Regions from separate parts of the Homo sapiens genome. Here region 2 is linked to region 1. A link is a loop called in an ENCODE intact Hi-C map of the cell type or tissue named here. Cell type or tissue: gastrocnemius medialis. All regions are shown on one strand. Region 1 overlaps PHTF2 (putative homeodomain transcription factor 2). Region 2 overlaps PHTF2 (putative homeodomain transcription factor 2).

Region 1 (2,500 bases):
CAACACTTTTATTAGTGGTAAAATGAAGATAATGTTTATATCCCATCTTTCACTGTGTTTCTTTGATTTAGAAGCTAAAGAAGTCAGCTGGGCTTGGTGGCTTACATCTGTAATCGCAGCACTTTGGGAGGGCAAAGAGGAAGGATCACTTGCGCCCAGGAGTTCAAGACCAGCCTGGGCAACAAAGTGAGATCCTGTCTCTACAAAATAAATAAAATAAAATAAAATAAATTATCCAGGCATGGTGGTACACACCTGCAGTTGCAGCTACGCAGGAGGCTGAGATGGGAGGATCACTGTGATTGCACCACTGCATAATTTAAGAGTGTGTTTTAAATAATTTTCAATGATTTCCACTCTATAATAATTCAGATAACACTTATCAAAAATTCCAAATAATTTTGAATTGAGTAATGTTAAATTGTGTGGGTTTGGCTCTAAAAGCTTTAACACTTGGGAATTATAGGTTTGTTAAATAGAACTTGGGTATTTACCCTTAAAGTATTTTCACCCTCTGTTTGATTTAAATAAGATATATTTGAATTATTTTCCCATGATTAATGGAAGTCAGTAATGATCTTTTCTCTCTCTTTTTTTTTTTTTTTTTTGAGACAGAGTTTCGCTCTGTCACCCAGGCTGGAGTGCAGTGGCACAATCTTGGCTCACTGCAACCTCCACCTCCTGGGTTCAAGCGATTCTCCTGCTTCAGCCTCCTGAGTTGCTGCACGTGCCACCATGCCTGGCTAATTTTTGTATTTTCAGTAGAGACAGGGTTTCACTGTGTCGGTCAGGCTGGTCTCGAACTCCTGACCTCATGATCCCCGCTCTCGGCCTCCCAAAGTCCTGGGATTACAGGCGTGAGCCACCACGCCTGGCCAATAATGATCTTTTCTTTCCTCACTAGCAGGGTCTTCACAGTTCATCATCCAAGGTTAGGTTAAGTAGAAAAGCAGAAGTTAAATTATCTTTGCTAAAATGACTTTTTGGAAAAGGTTATTAATCACATAGTAGCTTGATAAATAAATCCACTCAGAACATACTGCCATGTACCAGCAAGTTGGAAAATGAACAGTCTTCATAAATTATGCAGAATGGTATTGGTTTGCATGCATTAACAGCAATGTTCTCATTAAACTTGGGCCAGGAAAAACCACCATGGTGTTCTGCTTCTACTTTTCACCACATGCGTAAACTGTGCCAACATCAGCCAGCTAAGACATGGGAAGGAAAGGAAACCAAGGCTGTGTAGGGCCCCTTAGCATCAGGATTTCTGGAAACTTCTCTCTTAGGATCTGTAGTTAATGTTAATTTTATTCCTCTGTCTCAGCCGTCTGTCTCTGTTTCTCCTATTCATGTGATGTCTAGAATGGAAAGTCTGGCTCCACTTGAGTTGTGTGTCTGGCTTTGAATCACTGTTGGGGGAAGGGGATGTGCAGGATCAAATAACACAGATGTGGAGGTTGGTAGTCCCTCTCAGAGTATAGCAAGACTTCAGTACTTTATGCTTAGTGATGTAGTTGCCCAATTAATTCATCTTGCCTACTGCCCGGAAAAACCAATGCACTGAGAACAGCAGGTTTTTGCAGCAGAGAGTTGAAAAATCGCAGGGCCAGGCAAACAGAACAAGAGAGGTTATTATTATTCAAATTGGTCTATGAAATTTTGGAGACTGGGTTTTGTTTTGTTTTAGGATAATTTGGCAAGCAGTGGGCTAGGGAATAGGAAATGCTGATTGGTTGGATCAGGGATGAAATCATAGGGTGTTAAAGCTGTCTTCTTGCACTGTCAGTCCCTGGGTGGGATTACAAGACCAGTTGAGCCATTTTATGGGTCTGGGTGGCGCCAGCTTGTCCATTAGAATGCAGGGTCCGAAAAATACCTCAAACACCAATTTTAGTTTTACAATAGTGATGTTATCTGTAGGAGCAACTGGGGAGTAGGAGCAACTGGGGAGGTTATGAATCTTGTGACCTCTGGCTACATGACTCCTGAGCCATAATTTCTAGTCTCATGGCTAATTTGTTAGTTTTACAAAGGTGGTTTCAAAGGAGGCTGTAGTTTTGGGAAGGGCTGTTATCATCCTTCCTTTAAACTATAAACTAAATTCCTTCCAAAGTTAGCTTGGCTACTCCCAGGAATGAACAAGCACAGCTTGGAGGTTAGAAGCAAGATGGAGTCAGCTATGTCAGATTTCTCCTACTGTCATAATTTTGCAAAGCAGTTTCAGTGATTGATTTACTGATTTTACGTAAGTATAAATGAGAGATGGGTATTGAATCAACTAGATGTGTATTTTTAATCTCTAAATTAAAGATTTATTTCTTTAAGTATTAAAAAGGGTGGCTTGGCATTTGAGGGTTATTGAGGGACCCCTGAAGTGACACTGTATCTAGATAGATCTATCTAGATCTAGCTAGGTAGGTGGATGTTATCTAGTTCACCTGGCCGAATGGCCTTTTTTCAAACCTGCTTTTATTCTGTGATGCCGTGGTTAGTAGTA
Region 2 (2,500 bases), 66 kb before region 1:
TCCTGCCTCAGCCTCCCAAGTAGCTGGGACCAGACTCCCACCACCATGCCCAGCTAATTTTTGTATTTTTAGTAGATACAGGGTTTCACCATGTTGGCCAGGCTGGTCTCAAACTCCTGACCTCAAGTGATCCACCTGCCTCAGCCTCCCAAAGTGTTGGGATTACAGGCGTGAGCCACTGCACCTGGCCCTGGGTTACGTACTTTAGGCAGGAATACCACAGACATGATGTTGTGTACTTTCCAGTGCATTATATGAGGAGGCAAATACTGTTATTTCTCCTGTTACTGGTGATGATAACTTTTATAATTTAGTTAAGGAGGTATCTGCCAGGTTTCTACAAGGTAAAGTCACTCTTTTATTCTCTGTAATTAATACATACTGTGGCTAGATACTTTTAAATTATGTTAGTATCCTACTACTCTCAAACTTACCCATTAATTTTAACATCTATTGATGATTCTTGTGTGAATCCATTATTAAGATGGGTGCCAAATGGTGATTTTTATAATTTTGTAATTTCTTTTATATTTATTAGCTGACTTCTGTGATAAAGAAAAGCTTCTACCTCTTTATTCACTTACTTATTCATATCAGTATGGACTCATGAATTCTTGTTTTATCATTTTGCCAATGTCTCTATGATTCTTTGAGCATTTTCTTACTTTCTGATCCAACAAGATATTCCATAATCATCTGGTACTATCTCTGTGCCAGCCCTAGCATAAGACATTTCTCTAAGCAGTGTTGATTTCTTTTACTATGAAGTGGTATTTAGAGATCTAGGTGTTAGATGTGCTTATTGCTACTGAGGAGTCTTTGTTTCTAGGCCCTCTCAGTGGACGTAAAGTATATATGTATACGGATGAGTATATATGTGGTGGGTGTGTGTAATACAGCTTTATTTTCAGAAAGAATATTAACTAGTGTCATGGCTGCTAAAAATAAAAAAGTGAATATAGGCATAGGCTACATGACCATGTGATCATATCCTTATCACAAGAAATTATAGCTCCAATGTTTTGCATTCTTCAAATACATTATTTTGTTGACTAACTGGATTCCAGGAATTACTTAGATCTTATCTGATGAGAAAAAGAACCTGGATGGTGAGGGGCCTGGAAATCATGTTATATGAAGAACAGGTGAAGGAGCTGAGAACATTTAGTCTGGAAAAAGATTAATGACAACATATGCTGATTATATTAAGTTGTTTGAGGCAGAAGAAATGACACACATTTATTCTGTGTTCACTTAGAGTATGTAATTAATACAGATGAATGTATTTGAAGAGAGATATAAATTTAACTCTGCATAAGGATAATTTTGAGGCAAGTTTTCCTCTAATGCAGTAAAATGACTTGAATACCTCAAACCCAATTATTATCTCTAATCAGGAGAAGCTTGCTTATTTTTACATAATTTGTGTGTACTGTAAGAAGTTAGAACTACTTGAGAGATGTCTAAGTATGCTATATTTAGTGGCTTAGTCAGTAGTATGCTTCACAAGATGAATCACAAGGAAAGGATTCTGTTCTAAATAAATGTAAGAAATAATGTGTACATAATCTTCTTTTTTTACTTTTTTTTTTTTTTGAGACAGAGCCTCGCTCTGTCACCCAGGCTGGAGTGCAGTGGCACAATCTTGGCTCACTGCAAGCTCCACCTCCCAGGTTCACACCATTCTCCTGCCTCAGCCTCCCAAGTAGCTGGGACTACAGGCGCACGCCACCACGCCCAGCTGATTTTTTGTGTTTTTAGTAGAGATGGGGTTTCACTGTGTTAGCCAGGATGGTCTCGATCTCCTGACCTCGTGATTTGCCCACCTTGGCCTCCCAAAGTGCTGGGATTACAGGTGTGAGCCACAGCACCCAGCCAATAATGTGTACATAATCTTCTATTGGATATTTATAATGCAGAGTAACGTGTTAAAAGGCTCTAACAAGTCCTCAAGTAAGGAAACTTGTTTGACTTTTTCTAATGTAGTGGATATAGGAACAGGTGAGGTTATAGGTATAATCTAATAGTAGTCATACAGTAGTCATCTATAGATGCATGGTATTTATTTATTTATTTAATTTTAAACCAGGCCTTCAAGCATTTTATCCTTTGAGTTACAATCCAATTACACTGATTTATACATGGTATTTAAACCAAGATATTAGATGTGATCACCAAGGGACTGTGTGAAGATAAGAGATGTGCAAAAACTGAGCTCAGGGAGAAGAGGAAAACTAGCAAAGAAACTGAGAAGGAGTGAATAAAGAGGAACAAACTGAAGAGAGTGGTTTCCCAGAAGCTAAGTGAATAAAGTGTTCCAGGAGAAGAGAACATAATCAGCTGTGCTTTATACTACCCGTAGATTGTATAAGATAAGCAACTGAGACCTGACCATTGCATTTAGCGACTGGAAGTCACTGGTGTCCTCAAAGAGAACTTTCAGTGGAGTATTGTGAGCAAAAGATGATTGGATTAAAGAGAGGAGATGGAGAAGTGGGAG

Evidence for each region. Peaks named below come from ENCODE experiments on the same cell type or tissue, not always from the same donor. Only the 100,000 strongest peaks of a DNase experiment are listed, where the experiment ranks them.
Region 2: it touches region 1 in a loop (2.4-fold over the local background); 4 of 110 quality-filtered maps call a loop at or near these places.

The regions. Positions count from the first base shown.
Region 1 is chr7:77,876,526-77,879,025 of GRCh38, forward strand. The region is part of intron 2 of PHTF2 (putative homeodomain transcription factor 2); the gene reads left to right. Among named protein-coding and RNA genes, the nearest start is that of PHTF2, 79 kb to the left of the region's middle. In gastrocnemius medialis, no CTCF peak of the experiment used is centred here; no DNase peak of the experiment used is centred here; H3K27ac peaks cover 1,439 bases.
Region 2 is chr7:77,811,012-77,813,511 of GRCh38, forward strand. All of the region lies in intron 1 of PHTF2 (putative homeodomain transcription factor 2), which reads left to right. Among named protein-coding and RNA genes, the nearest start is that of PHTF2, 13 kb to the left of the region's middle. In gastrocnemius medialis, no CTCF peak of the experiment used is centred here; no DNase peak of the experiment used is centred here; H3K27ac peaks cover 2,043 bases.